Regions from separate parts of the Homo sapiens genome. Here region 2 is linked to region 1. Evidence: read pairs that join two places in POLR2A ChIA-PET (ENCODE). Cell type or tissue: PC-9. All regions are shown on one strand. Each heading gives the region's core, and the rest is flanking DNA. Links, peaks and the distances in the headings are about the cores only. Region 1 overlaps REV3L (REV3 like, DNA directed polymerase zeta catalytic subunit). Region 2 overlaps FYN (FYN proto-oncogene, Src family tyrosine kinase).

Region 1 (11,964 bases), core at 2,345-7,344:
AAAAACAATTCCTTGTTTCTGTTCTACAACTGCAAGAGGAGTGCCAGAAAGAGTTAACAGTTGTCAACAGAAGCTTGACCCTCTGTTCTCAAGTATGTGCTGGGGATGTAGTGGGAATTTAACACACTAAACAAGAAACTGTCCATAATCCAGTTTACTTCAATTTTTAAGAAGAAATCTGTATATAAATACTGAGGCTTTCTGCCAAAAAAGCAAATGCTTCACGGATTTGGCTCCTTGTCTTTTCTTGTGGCTGTTCTCCAATATCAACTTGGAGATGTCCCTATCTCAAAATCTGCCAGCTACTGAAACATGGGTCAAACAAAACACTTTCCTCTCTGTAGAGTATAATGTATCAAGACTATGAATCCTATTAGGTAAAGCAGAGATCACATTTAAAAATGCATATAACTAGTTCCCCCAAAACAATCTTTTCTCAGATACTAATACTCATTCCACAATATTAAACTTCAGATTTCAAATATAAGGTTTTCTATGATTAAACTTTTAGACACTGGAATCAGACATATCCAAAGAATCTCTGGTAAATCTGACACACCTGAATTGATGTAAATTTAATAGAAGCGTATCTTGCTTCCCTTTGCAGGTAATATTCCTTTTCACTTGACTACCACATAATTTTAAGAAGAAACCAGAATAACTCTCATTCATCACTTTTAGTAGTTCAAAAAGTCTGAATCTACTCAAAAAAATCTCCACACTTTGATATTTCTAAGTTTAAATTTGTTTTATTTACACTAATTCAGTTTATTACCTTTTAGCGGTCTTAAATATTTTATGCATTACAAAAATCCTTCTTTAAAAGGCATCCCATTTATACTTTCAAACCACTTTCTTAACATAAATGCAAATTAACACACTCCAGAAAAAAAAATTATTGTTAATTCCTTAATTGTACTGTACCTCAAGTCTATTTAATTCTACATAGTTATAGGAGAGAAAAATAAAAACATCTAGGTCTAGCTACTTGATAATAGGTAATACTCTTTATTCCAAATTAAATATATAACAGTATAATAACGAGCATAATTCCGAAGACAATCAAATGACATTCAAGTGATCTAACAGAAAAATAAGAAAATATTTTGATACAGAAAACTAAAAACATAGCTTAGTTCATAAGTCATTAGGGTTATTACATTACATTTTATCATCACAACAATAGCCACAACCCCAGGCTATATCTCATGGTCCCTAAATCTAAGCAGATTGTTTTTAGTTGGGAAAAAGATTATCATAAACTTATATTTTACTAATAATCTGAAGGATCTCAAATATGCCAAGAAGCCTATGTCTCTAAAATATAGCTTCATCTTTTGAAATAATTGATGCTTCAGGAACAGCAACAATAACCATTATCATCAAGGTAATCTCCCTGAAAAATCTCATCATGTTAGAAAAAAAACAAGTATTAAAAAAACAAAAATGAAAGCAGAACAAAGCATACAAGAGCAATTAGACAATTATTAAATGGCCCATATACCTGCAATTGAAATCACAGAAAGAGAAGACAGAACAGGTCAAATGAAATACATGAAGAGACAATGGCTAAGAATTTTCCAAATTAAGTAAAAGATGCTAAACCAGAGAACCAAAAAACTCAGAGAAGACCAAACAAACCAACAAAAGAAAACAGACACATCACATTCAAAATAAAGATAAATCATATCTAAAGATAGAGAAACTCTTAAAGACGGCCAAAAGAAAAATAAATTAAATGAACAAAGGACATTATATGCAAAGAATCAAAGACAAATGACAAAAATATGTAATAGATGCAAAAAATCTCAACAAAATACCAGCAAACCAAATCCATCAGCACATCTAAAACCTAATTCACCATAATCAAGTAGACTTTATTCCTGGGATGCAAGGTTGGTTCAACATATGCAAATCAATCACTGTGATTCACCACATAAACAGAATTAAAAAGAAACACGATATGACCATCTCAATAGATGCAGAAAAAGCTTTTGATAAAATCCAACATCCCTTCATGATAAAACCCCTCAATAAACTAGGTATCAAAGGAATATATCTAAGAGCCATTTATGACACACCCACAGCCAACATCATACTGGATGGGCAAAGCCTAGAAACATTCTCCTTGAGAAATGGAAGAAGACAATGATGCTCACTTTCACCACTCTTACTCAACATAGTAATGGAAGTCCTAGCTAGAGTAATCAGGCAAGAAAAAGAAATAAAAGGTATCCAGATAGGAAAAGAAGAAGTCAAACTATCTTTCTTTGCTAATGGTATGATTCTATACCAGAAAACTCCGAAGACTCCACCAAAAGGCTCCTTGAACTGATAAACAACTTCAGTCAAGTTTTAGGATACAAAAATCAATGTACAAAAATCAGTAGCATTTCTACGTAACAATAACCTTCAGGCTAAGAGCCAAATCAAGAACACAATTCCATTTACAAGAGCCACAAAAACAAGAAAATACCTAGGAATACATCTAATGAAAGTAGTGAAAGATCTCTACAAGGAGAACTACAAAACACTGCTTAAAGAATCAGAAATGACACACACAAATGAAAACATATTTCATGCTCATGGATTGGAAGAATCAGTATCATTAAAATGACCATACTGCCCAAAGTAATTTGCAGATTCAGCATTATTCCTATCAAATTACCAATATCATTTTTCACAGAATCAGAAAAAACTACTCTAAAATTCATATGGAACCAAAAAACAGCCCAAACAGCCAAAGCAATCCTAAGCAAAAAGAAAAAACCTGGAGGCATCACATTACTCAACTTCAAACTACACTACAAAGCTACAGTAACCAAAACAGCACAGTACTGGTACAAAAAGAGATACATGGACCAATAAAACAGAATAGACAACCCAGAAATAAAGCCACACACCTACAACCATCTGATGTTCAACAAAGTTGACAAAAATAAGCAATGAGGAAAAAGTCCCTATTCAATACATGGTGCTGGGATAACTGGCTAGCCATATGCAGAAGAATGAAACTGGACTCTTACCTATCACCATATACAAAAATTAACTCAAGATGGATTAAAGACATAACTGTAAGACCTAAAACTACAAAAATCCTAGAAGAAAACCTAGGAAATTCTTTTCTCGACAACAGCCCTGTCGAAGAATTTATGGCTAAGTCCTCAAAAACAATTGCAACAAAACCAAAAACTGACAAGTAGGACCTAAGAGCTTCTATACAGCAAGAGAAACCATTAACAGAGTAAACAGATAATCTACAGAATGGGAGAAAAAATTCAGAAACTATGTATCTGACAAAGGCCTAATATCCAGAATTTATAAGGAACTTAAATCAACAAGTAAAAAACAAATAACCCCATTAAAATGTAAGCAAAGGACATGAACAGACACTTCTCAAAAGAAGACATACAAATGGCCAAAAAAAAATTGAAAAAATGCTCATCACTAATCATCAGAGAAATGCAAATCAAAATCACAATTGAAATACCATCTCATACCAGTCAGAATAGCTTTTGTTAAAAAGTCAATAAATAACAGATCTCAGTGGGGCTGTGGAGAAAAGGGAAAACCTTTACGCTGTTGGTGGGAATGTAACTTAGTTCAGCCACTGTGGAGAGCAGCTTGGAGATTTCTAAAAGAACACAAAATGGAACTACCATTTAACCTAGCAATCCCATTACTGGGTATATACCCAAAGAAAAATATATCATTCTACCAAAAAGACACATGCACCCATGTGTTCATCACAGCACTATTCACAACAGCAAAGACATGGAATCAACACAGGTGTCCATCAACAGTAAATGAGATAAAGAAAATGTGGTACATATACACCATGGAACACTACACAGCCACAGAAAGAACAAAATCATGTCCTTTGCAACAACACGGATGCAGTTGGGGGCCATTATCCTAAGCAAACTAATGGAGAAACAGAAAACCAAATACCCCATGTTCTCACTTACAAGTGGCAGCCAAACCATGAGTACATATGGACATTAAGATGGGAACAAACAGACACTGGAGAATACAAGATGGGAGAGGGAGGCAAGGATGGAAAAACTACCTATTGAGTACTATGCTCACTTCCTAGGTGACGGGTTCAGTCGTACTTCAAACCTCAGCATTATGCAATATACCTTTGTAATAAACCTGCACAGGTACACCCGGAATCTAAAATAAAAGCGGAAAAAGAAAAAAAATTTAATTCAAATAAAAATATATACGTAAAAGCCATATAACAAACAGTAGAGTGACATCTTTTAAGTACTGAAAGAAAAAAAAGGCAATCCAGAATTCTATATTCAGCAAGAATATTTTAGAAAAATAAAGTCTTTTTGAGAGAAACAAAGATAATTTATTACTAGCAGACTTGGCCTATAAGAAATGTTAAAAGTTCTTCAGGTAGACAGAATGATACCAGACAGAAAACTTGGATCTACACAAAGACATGAACAACAGTATAAACGGTATAAATGAAAGTAAATACAAAACTTCATATTTTTCTTATTTGCAATTGTTCTAAAAGATAACTGTCTCTAAAGCAAAAATGCAGTCATGTACTGCATAATGATATTTAATCGACAAGGGACCACATATATAATGGTGGTCCCATAAGATTACGATGAAGCTGAAAAATTCCTATCGCCTAGGGACATCCTAGTTGTATTAACATTGTAGTACGATGAGTTACTCACGTGTTTGTGGTGAAGCTGGTGTAAAGAAACCTACACTGCCAGTTGTATAAAAGTATAGCATATACAATTATGTTAAGTACATAATACTTGATCATGGTAACAGTTACTAGCTTATGTATTTATTATATACTTTATCATTATTTTAGAATGTACTCCTACTTACATAAAAAGGAAAGTTAACTGTAAAACAGCCTCAGGTAAGTCCTTCAGGAGATATTACAGAAGAAGGAACTGTTATCATAGGAGATGGCAGTTCCATGTGTGTAATTGTCCCTGAAGACCTTCCAGACAAGATGTGGAAGTGGAAGACAGTGATATTTATAGCTTGACTCTCTGTGGGCCTAGGGCTAATGTATTTGCGTCTTAGTTTTTAACAAAAGTTTTAAAAGTAAAAATTAAAAATTTTTAAATAGAAAAAAGCTTACAGAATGAGGACATACTTTTGTACAGCTGTACAATGTATTTGTTTTAAGCTAAGTTATTGTAAGAGAGTAAAAAAGTTTAAAAAACTAAGAAGTTAATAAAGTAAAAGTTACAGTAAGGTAAGGCTAATTATTGAAGACTTTTTAAAAATAAATTTATTATAACCTACATGAACAGTTCTATAAAATCTATAGCAATATACTGTAAAGTCTTAGAGTAGTAATATATTGCATGTTGATTGCATATATATAAAAGTAAAGTGTATGACAACAAAAACATAAAAGATGAAGAGGAGAAATGGGAGTATAGAACTATAAGGTCCTAATACTACATATAAAGCTATGTATTATTATATCAAGAAAACTGTGATTAATTACAAATATACGGCAAACCCTAGGGCAACCACTAAACAAATTTCAGAAAGAGGTATAAATAAATAAGCAAACCGCGGAGAGAAATGGAATTTTTAAAAAGTCCAAGTAATCCAAAAGAAAAAAAGAACAGATAGACTAACATAAACCAGATACCATAGTGGTAGATTTTAATCCAACCATATTACCAATGTTGATAAATATAAACAATCTAAACACACTAAATAAAAGAGACATGTCAAAATGAAAGACAGAGATTATCAGACTGGATAAACAAGTAAGCCCATCTATATGCTGACTATAAGAAACCCATATTAAGTGTAAAGATACAGATAGGTTGAAAGTGAAAGTAAAACAAAAAACAAAAACAGAAAAAATATGTTGGGAGACAATTCTCCATGGGTCTCTGTTGAGGTAGCTGCCTTTGAACCTACTTCTCAGTATCTGGTCTGCAACCATCTCCCCAGTTACTCTTTATTAATAAGTGATACAATGGAGAGATGGAAATCTCATGTCTATTGCTAATATGTATGAAATTCATGGCAAACTTCAGTTTTTGACATGATATACCATGTAAATACTAATCAAAAGGAAGCTGAAGTGGTTATATTAATACAAGGCAAAGAAGATTTCAGAACAAGGAATATTACCAGAGATAAAGAGGCTGTCCGCCAGAAAGGCACACCGATCTTAAATATGTATGGATCTAACAAACTTTCAAAATACATGAAAAAAAAACTGATAGAACTGGAAAGAGAAATAGACAAATCTATTAAGTTGGAGACTTCAACACATCTCTCAGTATTTTATAGAACGAGTAGGCTATAAACATATGGAAAAACTCAATCTCTCACTAGTGATGAAAAATGTACAAACCCACAATGAGATGTTTTAAATTAATTCCTAATTTAAAACTTAAGTCTGACAATCCTAAATATTGGTGAAGATGTGGAACATCAGAAACTCACACTTCTGGTGGGAGTATAGATTGGTATGATCACTTTGGAAAACAATTTGGCATTACTTAGTAGAGATGTGCTCATATTTATAATTTAAAATTCTTATGACGAATAAATAGTAAATATAGATTCACTCAGCAAATATTAAAAACAAAATAAAGCCACAGAATGTAAGTACAACACCCCGTTAGGCCTAACTAGACACCGAGACTCACATAACCCAAACAGGCTGGTTATACTTAACATGTCAGGCAGGAGTCCTCATTGCAATTCGGGGGCTAGTATCTTTGGCCCTCTCAGGTGGCAGATCAAGTGTAAGAGAATGAGAGCATAAGGTCCTTGCAGTAGCTACTCTAGCTTACAGGTACCAAATAGCAACCAATATCTCCAGTCTCATAGGCATAGCTTCCTGAGCTTCAGCAACAGATTTGCTTAGTTGCAAGAGTTATCACACTCAGGGAAGTCCAAAGCTGTTAACGGTATAAGTACCAGTATTTACAATTCATTCACAGTCCTCCTCTGGTCCTTATGCAATTCAGTAATCATGAGTCATTATTACCATAAGCAATGGTGCTCGGTTATACAACTGATATTCTACCTTATCAAGCTTCCAAGTGAACAAAGCTAGGAAGTTAAGCCAAGGCCAAAACTGTCCGAAGAGAAGAAAGGTTAATGTTACAACAAATAAAGAGATTCAATTTAGAATGGCACTAAGCTAAACAACTATTAATATATTTCACTGAATCCAAGATGCTAGTGATTATGACATAATTAATTTTTGTACTAAGAAAAGTGCTGTTAAGTAAATATGGTGCACTACTGATTGTAAGACATATCCTAATTACTGAGATGCACAAGGAGGGAAAATATACTTCTTAGAATTGATGAAATACAGAATAATCCTTCTCTAAATTTTTCACTAAAATATTTAAGACATACAGTAAATTTTCACTTAACTTTGTTGATAGGTTCTTGGAAACCTAAACTTTAAGAAAAACTTTGTAGCAGATCTCCAAATGACATTTTGTTCAACTTCATTTTATTATAACAATGAGAAAAAAACGGTTTCATTATATGTGATTTCACTTAAAGTCACAATTTCCAAGAACCTGTCATGGACATTAAGCAAGGACTTACTGTGTAACTCTTTTCTCTACCTTGGGGACACGGTCTGCTCCAACAGAAACCAGTCCCCTACTAAAAATTTTCTAAGACATGTAATACCTCTGTTCATCTACTCTAAAAACAACCAATATCAACATAATTGACGCAGCATAGCTGTCTTCATCCTGGCATGTTAAAAAGCATCCAAAATCTAAATAAATGAATTAGCTCCCATCACTGATTAAATCACTAAAAGTCCTAAGGGCCTTTACAACCTGGAGGCTTGCATGCAATGTTCTGGTAAAATAAATAAATAAATAACAAAAATTTAAAAAAAAAAACTGTTTCAGGTTATCCATAAATATGTTAGTTCCCATATACCAGCGAACTGTGCAAGGAGAAAAGTGGAAAAAACCTTAAACCTCAATCCAGTAGAGGTACACTAAGTGAATGTTTTCATCTAAGTGGGTTGTATACGATCATTAGTTCTTTATGCTAGGGAAGGCAAATCTATCTTTTTATAAGCAGAAAATAAATATGATTAAAGTGAACTTGCCATACCCTACCTACTGGCAAACACTAGGCTTGGAAAAATAGCCCTTGTTCATAGATAGGTATGTATGGAATGGGACCTAAACAAACATTCAGCAGCATAGATAAAACATCTTCTTAAAAATGCCAAAGAAAAGAATCTGTGATAATTTATATTTAGAAACAGAAAAAATGTAAAAAGTATATGCTGTGTGTTCTCAACAACATACATATAGGAAGAAATAAAAAGACAGACTTATATGCAGTCTAAGATATAAATGGAACTCTTAAGAGATAAGAAAAAAGAAATGAATAGAAACAACAATTTAAAAAACTACATTTTGGTACATACACTTTTAAAAATGAGTTCTGTTATCTATGTTTTCCAAAAAGGAAAACAGGGCCGGGCATGGTTGCTCACGCCTGTAATCCTTGCACTTTGGGAGGCCTAGACAGGTGGACTTCCTGAGCTCAGGAGTTCAAGACCAGCCTGGGCAACATGGTGAAACCCCATCTCTACTAAAATACAAAAAACTAGCTGGACATGGCAGCGTGCGCCTATAGTCCCAGCTACTTGGGAGGCTGAGGCAGAAGAATTGCTTGAACCTGGGAGACGGAGGCTGCAGTGAGCCACGATCGCACCACTGCACTCCAGCCTGGGTGACAGAGCAAGACTCCATCTCAAAAAAAAGGAAAACACATAAAACGGTCTATGCTGCAAAAGTCACACACTAAAGGAAAGGGTAAAATAAAGTTATTTTTATTTGTTTTTTTTTTTTTTTTGAGATGGAGTTTCTCTCTTGTTGTGCTGGAGTGCAATGGTGCGATCTCAGCTCACTGCAACCTCTGCCTCCCGGGTTCAAGTGATTCTCCTGGCTCAGCCCCCTGAGTAGCCAGGATTACAGGCATGCACCATCACGCCCAGCTAATTTTTGTACTTTTAGTAGAGACGGGGTTTTGCCATGTTGGCTAGGCTGGTCTCAAACTTCTGACCTCAGGTGATCCACCTGCCTCAGCCTCCCAAAGTGCTGTGATTACAGGCATGAGCCACAGCACCCAGCCAAGTTATTGTAAAAATATAAAATTACAAGAGTGAAAAACAAAATCAAACCTCAATTATAGCAAATTTTGTTGGCTGAGCGCAGTGGCTCACACCTATAATCCCAGCACTTTGGGAGGCTGAGGCAGGCGGATCACTTGAGGTCAGGAGTTTGAGACAAGCCAGACCAACATGGTGAAACCCCATCTCTTCTAAAAATTCAAAGTTAGCTGGGCATGGTGGTACGCGCCTGTAATCTCAGTTACTCGGGAGGCTAAGGCAGGAGAATCGCTTGAACCAGGGAGGCGGAGGTTGCAGTGAGCTGAGATCGCGCCCGAGCACTCTAGCCTGGGCAACAAAGCGAGATTCCGACTCAAAAACAAAAACCAAAAAAAAAAAAAAAAAAAAACTTTGTTTAAAATCTTCAGATGGGTTTAAAACTGAACTGACATAAAAAGATTAAAAATAGTGATGAAAAACGATTTATACAATATATCGCAGAAATAGTCAAACTGAAAGGAAATAGGAATAATAATTTTGACACAGGACAAAAAGATTTTAAGAAATGAATTAGTCTTTTTATATTGCTAAAAAGATCTCTACAGTGCTACTCAAATGCCATCTATGAACTAGCTGTTTGCTACAGCTATGCAACAAGACAAGAACAAAGCTCGAAACTTAGCATTTAGAAACTCTTACAGCAGTCTGAGAGGGAAATTCTATACCTGTTAAATAAAATAATTTTTAAAAATGGAGGTTATATTACTATTTTGTCAAGTTATTCTCATTTCATTTCATTTTTCTAGTAATTCATTTTTAATGTATTTTAAAGAAGTATTGGGAAAAAAACCTGATTCTTCACCACAAATAATTTGAAAAGCACTGTGATAAAAGACTTATCGGTCATGAAGCTGGGATGTGCCAAACAACACATCAAAATATACAAATTTAAAACAATTACAGATGCAAGGCAAAAATGAAGGACAAATGTTTATTTGGGAAGCAAACCCATTCCATGACACATTAGATTTTTTTTAAAAAAAGCACATAGAGGAATTTTAAAATGTCACGTTTTCTCTAAGAAGTCACTGATTATAAATGTCCTATCAGTTTAATACCAGCTTTTCAGGAGGGAAAATTACTGTATTAAATGTACATACTGTGAGACACATTACAAACTCGGAAATGTTAAAATTGGGCCAGGCGAGGTGGCTCATGCCTGTAATCTCAGCACTTTGAGGGGCTGAGATGGGCAGATCACCTGAAGTCAGGAGTTCAAGACCAGCCTGGCCAACATGGCGAAACCCCATCTCTATGAAACATACAAAAATTAGACAGGTATGGTGTGGTGGCACATGCTTGTAATCCCAGCTACTTGGGAGACTGAAGCACGAGAATCACTTGAACCCAGGAGATGGAGGTTGCAGTGAGCCGAGATCGCACCACAGCACTCTAGCCTGGGCGACACAGTGAGACTCTGTCTCAAAAAATAAAATAAAATTAGAAAAAAGAAATTTTAAATTGTTTAAAAAGGATTAACCAAGAAAATAACAGTAAGTCAATAATTTGGTATTAAATGAAAAACTTCCTTTCAATTTTCAGTGAAACATGTATAAAGATGTTAGTAATAAAGCAGACGCTAAAGAATACATCAATAACTTTGAAAAACTAAAAACTATGTAAAGCATGGTAAAAAACTGGCTTTCTGCCATGCCCCACTAATCACTTAAGGATTCCTATTTGTTTTTGATGCTGCTGGGTAAAATTATATAAGAAGAAAGGGTTCGACAACTTTAAAATGTTTAAAATTATATTAAATTACTCAAAACATATAAAATGTCCAGCCTCGCAGTTTTCTAATACCTTTTTATACAAAAGTCAAGGGAAAAGGTCAAAGTACTTCATGTCAGATGTGGCATAGGAGGTCACAGATGTCTCTGCCACCTTCTTCCTGGCTTCCCACAATCTCAGAAAAAATCTAGGATATTATTTGGGCAGTAGGTAGCATTACTGCATTCTCAAAAGAGTCTACATTCTGTGTGTTTTTCTTCTGTGTGGTCCACTGCTAATGGCTAGCCTAATCTAGCCATCCTAACATACCCATGTGGTTGATTAGGTTAAGGTTGGCTGAACAGATTGAAAATTATATAGCTGGCCCTCCATATCTGTGGGTTCCACATCTGTGGATTCAACCAACCACAGATCAAAAATATTCAGGGAAAGAGTTGCATCTGTACTGAATGCGTACAAACTTTTTTCCTTGTTATTACTACCTTAAATAATACAGTATCACAACTATTACATAGCATTTACAATGTATTAGGTGTAAGTGATAATTTGAAGTACTATATAGGAGAATATGCTTAGGTTATTTTATGCAAATACTACACCATTTTATATAAGTGATTTGAGCATCTGTGGATTTTTATATCCTCAGGGATTCCTGCAACGAATCCCTCACAGATACTAAGGGATGGATACAGAGGGAAGACTGTACGTAAGAGTAGAGCATTGCTAGAAGCACTACCATGATCTATGCATGTTTTATACACATCACACACACAAACACACACACAATGAAATTAACGAGACTCAAAGCAACATTATTAACAATTTCTTCTAAGTTACACAGAGTATTTTCCATCTATACTATACAATCTCATCATCTAAAAACAGCCCTCCAGAGGTTATGATCCTACTCCTTGGACTGCCCGGTCAAAACGACTGATGTCATAATAAAACCAAACCTAGAAGAGGAAAAAATAAATCAAAGACAGGATCCTTTTGAAGTTTTTCATTTTAACTATCCAGAGTTTTAAAAAGTTCTCTACAAAAGA
Region 2 (11,964 bases), core at 2,413-7,412, 360 kb after region 1:
TTAGTTTTACAGACGCATAGACTGTAAAGGTCTTTGTGTAGTTTCTACTTTCCTGTTTCTTTACTACTTACTTTGTGTTTGTTTACATGTTTTTCAAATTTGTGCAGGCAGGGATCATGGCTTGATATGGACTGTTAGTGACCAACTGACTTCAGCTCATTACTGTTCATAAATTAGTCTCATCTCCCCCACTTTAAAAAAAATACCCAAATAAATTTAAAAAATATTATTCTCAAACACTCACCCTTGGTGTCTCATGCAGAGGGTCTGGCGATAAGACAGTTATTAAGAATATTTAAAAGTTTCATTTCAACTCAAGAATGAGAAACTCATCCATCCCTGACAAAAACAGCTTAAGAATAAATTCCAAATACCCAAGTGTTATTTTCTTCACTCCACAAACCCGGGAACATTACAGGACCATGACACAAGTTTGGATGACATCCTATGGCTATCAGATGATAGATGTTTTCATTGGTTTCTCCTTAAATCAGGGCTGTGAACAGTCCATGATACTGAATGGGAACCCTTAGCAAGACAGCTCAAATTGTATCTGACAAGGCTCACTTCATAAACCTCAACTATTTTCCTAATGAAGAGATGCTGTGTTAAGGCAATTCTCTTTATATAACCATTATGCATTTATATTCCCTTTAAAGATAAATGATATTTTTATGAAGAATGAATTGCATACAAAATACTGTCTTAGTGAGATGCCAAAATACACACCCATTCAAAATATACAAAACAGAAACAACTAGCCAATATTTCTCCTAACCAAAATAAATGGTGTGCAGAATTCTCTTTTGAATAGTATGGTGATCTTAATGACAAAAGCAAAATTAATATATTACTATTAGGAAATAACCTGAGAAATAGATTAACTGTACCTTATAAAAATTATACTAATATGTTTACTACAGCGCTTAGGATATTTACGTTTGAATTTAAATTATGATATAATTTAGTATTCTCTGCATAATATAAATTAGGATGATCTAACTGAATGTGCAAAAATGCCAACATTCATTCATTCACTCACTGAATTTACAGGTACGTATAGACAAGGGAACATGAAAAGACACTATTATTACCAGCTCAGAGTCTTAGGAAAAACAGATGCATAATTATAAAAAAAAATGATATAAGCACTGGAATTATTCAAAATGCTATGCTGGGAAATACCAACATTTAAGTAGCTGGTAGATCATAAAACAGGTAAGGTAGACATCTATTTATGCAGACCAGGGTCAGTAGCAGTAGCTATAAAACGATCCTATTTATGTTAAACAACAACAAACAACTAGGTTACATGGAAAAGGGTCAGGAAAAGACAACTATCCAGGGGTTAACCATGACTAATTAACTCTGAGAAGCAGAGTGGGAAGGAGGATAATTTTTTTTAAAAAAGACTTTACATACCTCTGTACTGTCTGAATTTTAAAAACATAACCTGAAAGTTCATGTAATACTTGATAAAGGGATCATAGTTATCTTCACAGAATTGGAAAAAACTACTTTAAAGTTCATATGGAACCAAAAAAGAGCCCGCATTGCCAAGTCAATCCTAAGCCAAAAGAACAAAGCTGGAGGCATCACACTACCTGACTTCAAACTATACTACAAGGCTACAGTAACCAAAACAGCATGGTACTGGTACCAAAACAGAGATATAGACCAATGGAACACAACAGAGCCCTCAGAAATAATACCACACATCTACAACCATCTGATCTTTGACAAACCTGACAAAAACAAGAAATTGGGAAAGGATTCCCTATTTAATAAATGGTGCTGGGAAAACTGGCTAGCCATATGTAGAGAGCTGAAACTGGATCCTTTCCTTACACCTTATACAAAAATTAATTCAAGATGGATTAAAGACTTACATGTTAGACCTAAAACCATAAAAACCCTAGAAGAAAACCTAGGCAATACCATTCAGGATACAGGCATGGGTAATGACTTCATGTCTAAAACACCAAAAGCCATGGCAACAAAAGCCAAAATTGACAAATGGGATCTAATTAAACTAAAGAGCTTCTGCACAGCAAAAGAAACTACCATCAGAGTGAACGGGCAACCTACAGAATGGGAGAAAATTTTTGCAATCTACTCATCTGAAAAAGGGCTAATATCCAGAATCTACAAAGAACTCAAACAAATTTACAAGAAAAAAAAACCCCATCAACAAGTGGGCGAAGGATATGAACAGACACTTCTCAAAAGAAGACATTTCTGCAGCCAACAGACACATGAAAAAATGATCATCATCACTGGCCATCAGAGAAATGCAAATCAAAACCACAATGAGATACCATCTCACACCAGTCAGAATGGTGATCATTAAAAAATCAGGAAAGAACAGGTGCTGGAGAGAATGTGGAGAAATAGGAACACTTTTACACTGTTGGTGGGACTGTAAACTAGTTTAACCATTGTGGAAGACACTGTGGTGATTCCTCAAGGATCTAGAACTAGAAATACCATTTGACCCAGCCATCCCATTACTGGGTATATACTCAAAGGATTATAAATCATGCTGCTATAAAGACACATGCACATGTATGTTTATTGTGGCACTATTCACAATAGTAAAGAGTTGGAACCAACCCAAATGTCCATCAATGATAGATTGGATGAAGAAAATGTGGCACATATACACCATGGAATACTATGCAGCCATAAAAAAGGATGAGTTCATGTCCTTTGTAGGGACATGGATGAAGCTGGAAACCATCATTCTCAGCAAACTATCACAAGGACAAAAAACCAAACACCGCATGTTCTCACTTATAGGTGGGAATTGAACAATGAGAACACTTGGACACAGGGCAGGGAACATCACACACCTGGGCCTGTTGTGGGGTGGGGGGAGCGGGGAGGGAAAGCATTAGGAGATATACCTAATGTAAATGATGAGTTAATGGGTGCAGCAAACCAACATGGCACATGTATACATATGTAACAAACCTGCACGTTGTGCACATGTACCCTAGAACTTAAAGTATTATATATATATATAAAATTTAAAAAATAAAGACAGAGACAATAATCTAAAAAATAAATAATAAATTTAAAAAATAAAAAAAGAAAGAAATAAACAGTAGAGGTAGAGGCTGCAAAGCAGACTGAGAGAGATGAGTGAGAAGTAGAAGGAAATGCAAGAGAGAGTAGAGTCAGAGAGGCGAGGGGAGGACAATGTTGAGAGGGAATGCATGTCAACCACACCATCATTGACTGTCAAAGAGGCAGAGGAGCATGAGGACCCAAGAAAGGGCTTGTCACACAAGAGAAAGCTCTAATTTCCACATGGCTGCTACAGTGGAACAGCAGCAGTGGAAATACAACTGCAGCAGGGTAAAAACGGGGTGTAAGGGGATGAGCAGTAGGTGCACATCACATGCCACAGGGCGGCTAACACACAAGTGAGGTGAGCTGGGAGCAAGTGAGATTATGTCCCTCTGTGTCTTTCACGTTACCAGATGGGTACAGAAAAATTCTTGTCAATTTTACAAAAATCTACAGTGCATTTGCAGTGACTAACAGTGATTATGAATGGCAACCAACACTTGTGGCCATAGGCTACAGGTGTGGGGACCCACAGGGAACCGAACGGAGGACCCAGAAACCACCTACAGAGGTGGTCACTACACAGCTCCAGCCCCAGCCGTGGCTGCTGAGAGGCCATGTTGGCCTTGTGCTGCTAGATCATCCTATTTTTAAAGAAAAGCCATAAATCTGCATTTAAAAAAATGTGAAATATCCTGACTTCTAAACACCGGCTCAAATTTTTAGAAAACACTGGACTAGACAAAATATGGGGGCCACCTCAAGCGTTACGGCTTTCTGTAAGCTTGGCATTGAGGAGAAAATGTCAGGCAAAAAATTTTATACTTTTTTCCCCCTTTTATAAAGAATGGAAGCTTTTCACATGTTGCTGAGGGCCAAGATCTAAGGGATAAAAATCATCCCCTCTTACTTTTAAAATATCCAATATTTGAACTAAAAAGGACTCTCTCTGCTTTCCTTTAAGATTCTACACACTCGCAGGCTCTGCTAATAAACATTTAATCCAAGCTCTTGTATCATGCTAACATAACAGATCTCAGCTAACTATTACAAGTGTTAAAATATGTGTCTGGGTGGGAAGCCCAAATTAACTGGTCATTTTGAAAAGGAAGCCATGAGGAAGGACAAAACATTCTCACAGAATATATATAAACACTCACATTGACTTTCAGTTTATCAAATTTCCTGAGGAAAGAAGTTCCCATTTGTAGCTGACGTATATTGTAACAACACACCCAACCATTTCATTAGAATGCTATTTTTAATCAGTTCGGCATACATTATGCCTCAGGAACTGAAAGCAAGGAGTACATAAAGTCATCAGCTGTGGATATAGAATACTCAGAAGTCAAATAACATTTCAAACTGGGCAAATAGCTTAAAAAGCATAGCAACTCTACAAAGGAAAAGTTTCAACTGCTCTTCTGTGAGCACATGGTCTTTAAAAAATCCCCACTGCAAACTTTGGAAAGTTGAAAAACATCTTTTGCAAGATGTGAAGAATGCATTTGGTAATGACTCACTTGTGATAACATCACTGGGTGGGCCACTGCCACAGAATCTATCCTAAGCTCATTTCACTCTGCTCTGGTCTCTTCATAGTCTATTAAGGGGCAACGTGGATGATGGTAAATATTAGTGCCTCTACTTTGAAATGATTTTCCTCCCAAGGTAACTAATACATTCTCAGGCATGTGGAAAAAGAACTCATGCAAAAGCTCCCTGTATACTAGACTTAACTTTCTCCTGAAATTTAGGAGAAAGCCTTGACACCATCATGGATGAGAGAAATCTACACTGCATCTTGTTAACATCAGATGATGTTGTTGCCCATGACTCTGTACCTTTGTCTATCTATAGTACATTTTTCTCTCTTGCATTCTTCGTTTTCAGGTCACATATAGTTCTCCTCTAACTTATCTTTCTGTGCTCACTCTGTCTCATCTATTTTGCTTTACTCTCCCCCAGTCATTACTCTGAATTTCACTTTTTATTTGCTTAGGTTTGGGTTTAGCTATTTTTCTTCTCAGGTCTCTTATGCCTTCTTTCATTTTCAGACCCTGTCCCCTCCACTACTCACTATTCAAATGAACACTAGCTTTCAGCCAAAGTGTTACCAGGTAGCCACAAAATGAGGTCTTGCACACTTTTACTCCTAAGGTTATCTGAATCAAGTTCACAAATTCATAAACTGAACCAATGCATTTGTCAAAAAGAATCTTTATTTTATTCTGGTGATTAAGGAATTGTTTAAAGTTTTCATTACTTCTGAAAACTCCTCTGAGCTCCCATCTCTGAGCATTGCAGGCATTGCCTCAGATGGTCAGGCCTAACATGAGCACTCCACTGGTTGTAAAACCTGCTAGAAGACTGACAGAGTCAGAAAGCCATTGCCTCTGATGCGTAGGAATGGTGGTCCACAGGCCTTGCTGGGATCTTTTTGGACTGCGGGCAGGGAGGCCTGGACAGCTCTCCATGGTCCCGAACAAGACAAACATTCCAGTGCACAAGCCCTTTGTGGGAGGCACCCTCTTTTCCATGTAGCTACTGTACTTTCAAGATCTTAGCTGAAAACCAATTTAATTGCCTTAATATAAACACCAGACAGCGAGTTTTATTAATTTGGCAACTGAAATAACATAGAGCTTCTGGGATTTATACTCTATAGAGGGTAGCAACATAGGAGACAGAGCACAGTTTTGATAACTATACAGACCTGGGCTCAAATCCTAGCATTTTCTCTATCACAGGATACCAGGCAAGTTACTAAGCTTCTCTGACTGTGGTTTTCTCATCAGTAAAATGAAGATCTCAATACCTACCACACAGGATTTCTGTGAGCATTAAATTATATAAGGTAAGATAGAAGAATGCCTAGTGCAGTGCAGACACACATGGTCGTGTGAGGGAATGGAAGTTAGTAACACATATTCCCAGGCTTACTCTTCCCAGCTGCTCATGTGCACTCTGGCTTTGCCTTCCTGGTTCTTCCCTTTGCCCTGACCTGTTTGGGGGAGTTCTGTGATGCAGAATCAGGAGGAAAGGTGGGAGAGCAGGTGGGCCACAGTTAGGAAAGGCTTGGGGGCTCATTTGTAAGGGCTGTAACGTGTGAGGAAAGCTGGAGGGAAAAAGAGGGACTTAAAGAAATATTGCTGTAATTCTATATCCCTCTATGGTATTGAGAAAGACAAGTCAAGATGTGCTATTCTGAAATTACTGTCACTAGATTGTATTTCTTTGACTCATATCATTCTGACACTGGATTGGGTGGGTCTGGATACATTAAGAGTTAGGGCGAGTATTCTATAATTTCATTACTATTTAAGTATACAACCATGGGAGTAGAAGCAGTAGACAAGCAAGAGAAAAGGCGAAGGGAAAACAACTGAGCTGCCAATCTCATTGAAAAAGGAATACAGGGAGGAGTGAAGACGCCAGAGGACTGTCAGGTTCCATTACCCATCCCTGATTCACTGGGATTTCTGTGAGTTGCTAGCATTTCGGTGTTTCAGTTTTTTCCCTTGTGAAATGGCAGGGTGGGAGAGCTACAGCATTATGGCACACTAGTTGGCCTTTTCAGAGCTGGTGTGGAGGTATGTTAGCATCTGGGCCTCCCAACTCTGGCTTTTACTGTTCCTTAAGAAGTACGCGTGTGTGCACTTCTATATATGTGTATATGTGTATGTATGTGTATTTATGCACACACATGAATTCTGGAGCTACCCCTGCACATACCATTAAATCATTTAAAAAGAAAGCCTTCAAAAGGGTAATCTGTTTATCCCTTCTACATTCAAACAAGAATATGCCTGAATCCAAAAACATGACTAATTTCGCTTCCTAAAAAATCTCCAAAGGAGAGATTTATAGCCCCCACTCCCTTAATGACATACTTGATCTTCTAGTAACTCATAATGGAAAAGTTCCTCTTTGTTACATTTTTAAAATTGCACTCTTGCTTGCATTTCCAATTCTCCTTACCACATTATTTTAGTTTTGCATAGGACATATCCCCTTCTAACAATGACAGAATTTACTCATGTATTAATATTTACTGCTTACTGTCTCATCTCTTTTCTCCCAGCTAAAATAAGTGACCTTGTTCACCGATTTAGGCCATGTACCGAAAACAGTGCCTAGCTCATACCAGGGACCCAATAAACATTTGTAATTAGAAGCTGACTTTTTGTTCTGTTTCTTTGATAAAATCACAAACCTACAGAGCTGGAAGGGACCTTAGAAAGGGACCTTTAGAGATGAGAAAATTGAGGCGCTGTGAGGGGAAGCTGCTTGTCTGAAATTTTGCACAGAATTTCCTGAGCCCTTATCAGAGCTCTTTCCAGCTCATCTCAGTGCTTCCACGCAGAACTGTGGTCCTGGAGACAGGGCAAGAGTCGGCCAACGAGAGAGGCTGAATCTCACCTCATTTAGAGCAAGAGAGTCAGAGAGAAGAAGCTGTAACATTTATTTACAGAAAAGTAAAGTCTCATAATAATAATAGTCTATGGATCAGTAGCAGCTTTCATCTAAGGATCTCAGAGAGCTTATGAAATTCTCATCCCACAATGTGAGGTATCATTATCTGTTCTCAGTCAAGTAAATTAAGAAGCTGAGTGTTCTATGGTCTTATTGCAGGCTGGTTCAAAGACTCTTTGGGGCTCTATGTCCTCTCCATAGTTTTTCTCATCCTTAACACCAAGCTGCAACAGCTACAGGAACCTCCCAGTTTACTTTCTTCTAGATGTCCCTAAAACCATTCCGGCTCATGCCCATCTTTAAGCCAGTGTGTAGAGGAACAACACTGGGGATTTGAGGTGTTCAATCATGTAATGCCCCCTTTTGGGTCACCAGCGGCTCAGGCTTCCTGAGCTGGTCCTGGAGAAAAGCTGACCACAGTGACACTGGGGGTATACGACAGCTTTTTGGGGGTAAAAAGAATTATTTTTCTTTCCTCAGTTTACTGCCCATGCCCCCACATACCCTTTCCATCAACTTGGTTGAAAGTTTTACCCACCCACACAATTACAGTGTTCACAATTATTCCTCAGCTATTTAAGAACCACATTAAAGACCAATTAGATTGAGTCAACACAACAAGCCCTGCTGAGGAGCCCATTTAGATTTTGACTAAGGGTACTCTTTCTTCTTGGGGGAGATGGGGGAAACGGTGGATTCTGAAATCTGACACTTCTCATCATAAAGCTTTCCCCAGGCCCCTAACTGCACAGAGGCAGGCAGGCTTGCCCTCCTTACTCTCTTGGCCAGTAAAGATGCTGTCCAACCAGTGCAGTCCAAAACAACCTCAGCACCACAATGGCCGCTTCACTCCGTGTCAAGTTGACAGTGTTGTTCTAGAGTAGCGGAGGAACCCTGGTTACAGTTGACTGTGTACCCTGAGAACTTCCTCCTCTTCTGCAGCTCCTGGGACTGCACTGCTGACCTTGTCCTTGGGCTGGAAACTTAATGGCCAAATTCCCCAGCCAGCATCCTGAGGTTTCTGGCCCCTTGGAGCAAGCAGAAATTGCTTACTGAGCTCAGGATTCCCCAAAGTGTTTTCTGAAAAACCCATGCTCTGTGGGATACCCAAAGGTGTGATGTGGAAAAAGAACTTTGTGATCAAACAAGTTTATGAACTGAGTATAAAAATATGTTAAACAACAGTAGTTCCTTAAAAAATTAAAAATAAAATTACCATAGGATCCAGCAATTCTACTTCTGGGTATCTAGTTGAAAAATTGAAAACGGGGTCTCCAAAAGATATTTGTACGTCCATGTTCATAGCAACACTATTCACAATAGCCAAAAGGCAGAAGCAACCCAAGTGTCCACTGATGGATGAATGCAAACAAAATATGGTCTATACATACAATGGAATATTATTCAGCCTTAAAAAGGAAGGAAATTTTGACACACGCTACAACATAGATTAACCTGGAGGACATTATGCTAAATGAAATCAGCCAGTTGTAGGACACATTCTATATGATCCACTTACATGAGGTACCTAGAGGAGTCGAATTTATACAGACAAAAAGTAGAACGGTGGTTGCCAGGGGCTAGGGGAATGGCAGAATCCGGAGTTGTTGTTTAAGAGGTATGGATTTTAAGTTTTCCAAGATGTAGTCATGACTGGTTGCACAGCAATGTGAATACACTTAACACAACTGAATTGTACACTTTAAAATGGTTAATATGGTAAATTTTAGTGGCATGTGTTTTACCACAATTAAAAAAACAACACATTAAACAGTCTTTGCAGTAGGACTTCTCAGAGCCTTTAAATGTTAATGTGCACAGGGAATCCCCAAGAGGGGGATATAACAAGCAGCTCTTCCCAGCTTATCTGGCCACAGAATCCATTTTCCACACATCTCCTGGGACCAATGTGCTTCAGAACATGCTTTACGAAATGAGCTACTAAATGGAAAACTGTTAGAAAACATGAAATCCTATTTTTTACATTTACATAGAGGCAGGCGAGATTCCAGAGCCTGAAGTCAGATTTTCAAAACAGTCTTAACTCACCATCATCCTCTCATAGAGGAGAATCAGATTCTATCCTCAACTGTGTCACTCATCAGCAGGGTGGTCTTGAACAAGTAGTACTCTCCCCGGGCCTCTGATTTCTCACCTGATGTGTGGGAAAAATACCTGCTCAACCTATCTCACCGGTCTGTAGTAAAATCTAATTAGAAACATTTGTAAAAGAACCTGAAAAGTACCAAGGGCTATTCAAAACGTAGGATAATTAGTAAGTATGTACTAATGCTTATTAAGGTGCAGCAGACAAGGAAGAGAGCCCAGGTCTCTCACATCAGGAGCTCAGATTGTTAAGCACAGAACAGACACCAATAAGCACAGAAATGAAAGAAAGGAAAAGAACCATAGACTGAGCACTTCCAGTAGAGCAAAAACAGGGAGACTGGGAGAATGGAAGTCAGAAAACATAGGTTGAGAAGCTGATTTTACTGCTGTCTGACCTTAGACAAGTTATTTAGCTTCCCTGACTTGCGGCTTGTTCAGCTGTCGGATGATGTAGTTGGAAGAGATAACCTCAAAGGTCACTTCCAGCTCCATTAAGTCTATGAAATACTGCAATAGACATGCCACGGATACATGCATGATTCCTTCATCAGATGCTTAAGGGCCTACCCTGTGCCTGGCTTGGTGCTAGGATGTGGAGAAGAACAGATCACTGTCTCCATGCTCCTTGTTGAATAAAGCAGGAGCCTCTGGCCTCCAGACCAGCTGGCCTCAGAAGATGAGGCTGCTCACATGGGGATGTCAGGGACTCATTTCCTTTGTAGTATTCTCCTGGTCCTCCACCCCCATAATTTTTTTAAAAAGTGTTTCTAAAGTATCTTTATTGAACTACTGACTCAATGGAGCCAGACAGATGGTATGGAAAAGTTGCTAGGTGAAGAGAAGTGCAAGCCTCCACAGAAATAAGGCTGCCAAGTCGTGGGGACCCATCTTCCTGCAGAGCCCAGTGACTTAATACACAGAAAATGTGAGATGCCCAACGATGGCTTGTTGACAGACTAATGATCTTACAGGGGCAGAGTGTCAGCAGTACAGGAAGATGGGATAACAGTGGTTTGAGACAGATATGCAAGGAACCTGGAAAAATAGTTTCTGGCAGAAATGGGAGTAGGAGAGCCAGCTCCCACAGTGAATAAATTGGCAATTTAAAATTTGCTGTGTCCAGTGATAGAGAACCACTGAAGGTGGCCAAGGAGGTGAGAGCAAGGTAAAGTGTGTGCCTGCGTGTGGCAGACCACATACAAGGGAAGACTGAGTTAGAAAGTGTGGTAGCACAGTGCTGGGAGAGAGTCCAGGGGCAAGATGACTGGGAGAGTTTAAAGGACAGATGTTTTAAGGCTTGCACTGTGGTGGTGTGGACAAATAACAGAAGGGACAAAAGTGGTAGCTCTGCTGAAAGAACACAGAATAAAAAGTTATCAATATACTAGATGCATGGAGTTAAGAAAGCATGCTTGTTCCAAGGGAACTGTCTATAAATTCTCTGGGAGATAGGGCAGAGGGAGAAGTTTATGACAACCTATAATATTAGTAACTGAGGATATAAGGGGATGAGCTGGAAATCAATGGTAGTGAAAAAGGGATCTCTGTTTCTGTCACATTTAGACTGATTGGTAAAATGAAGATATTGAGTAAAAATGTCCTATGCAGAGAAGGTATATATAAAGATGGATTTGTAGACATTGTAGACACTGTAGACATGGGCATGGGAGAGACTAGGCAAGGGGGTGGAAGTGCAAAACAGAAGGGGGGCTATTTGTGTAATCCACACATATCTTTGGGTCCTTGAATAGGCACGCAGGGGTCTCAATCAAGACCTCCTGAAATATCATTCTGTATCAGTGTGCGTATACATGTACAGGTTTCTGTGGGGGAAGATTTCTAGCTTTCATCTGATCCTCAAAAGGCCCCCAAATAGTGATTTTGTTGGCATTAAAATCCTCAACACTTGATGGAAAGTTTCTCTCCTATCTGCTTGATAGATGTGCCATGTTAGAGCACTTTAAGAATAATGCACTAAATCTGTATTCATTAACAAATTTAAGAACCAAAGAATAACTGTTACTATTCTATCATCTTGTTAAAATTAAGGTACAAAATTTGGTATAATAATCCAAAGACTCCGACTGACATTGGCAAACATACTTAACTCAAATATTTTACATGTAAAATGTTAAAAGCATATTTTAAAACCTTGCAAGTATAGGTTCCTCACAAAAAGTTTAATATGTATAGGATTTCTTTAGCACAAGGGTACCTGGCTCTGCAATATTCACAAATCTGTAATATTCAAGGACCTTGCCAAAAACAGTTGTTGAAGCTACTTCTAACAGTCGTGACCCTCCCTCT

Evidence for each region. Peaks named below come from ENCODE experiments on the same cell type or tissue, not always from the same donor. Only the 100,000 strongest peaks of a DNase experiment are listed, where the experiment ranks them.
Region 2: POLR2A ChIA-PET joins it to region 1 with 7 read pairs; 1 of 35 experiments calls an interaction of 5 or more read pairs at or near these places.

Annotation. Positions count from the first base shown.
Region 1 is chr6:111,456,231-111,468,194 of GRCh38, forward strand. The region is part of intron 1 of REV3L (REV3 like, DNA directed polymerase zeta catalytic subunit); the gene reads right to left. Among named protein-coding and RNA genes, the nearest start is that of REV3L, 21 kb to the right of the region's middle. In PC-9, for the core only: no CTCF peak of the experiment used is centred there; no DNase peak of the experiment used is centred there; H3K4me3 peaks cover 544 bases.
Region 2 is chr6:111,819,616-111,831,579 of GRCh38, forward strand. All of the region lies in intron 2 of FYN (FYN proto-oncogene, Src family tyrosine kinase), which reads right to left. Among named protein-coding and RNA genes, the nearest start is that of FYN, 48 kb to the right of the region's middle. In PC-9, for the core only: no CTCF peak of the experiment used is centred there; a DNase peak (open chromatin) is centred at 4,546; H3K4me3 peaks cover 701 bases; H3K27ac peaks cover 1,997 bases.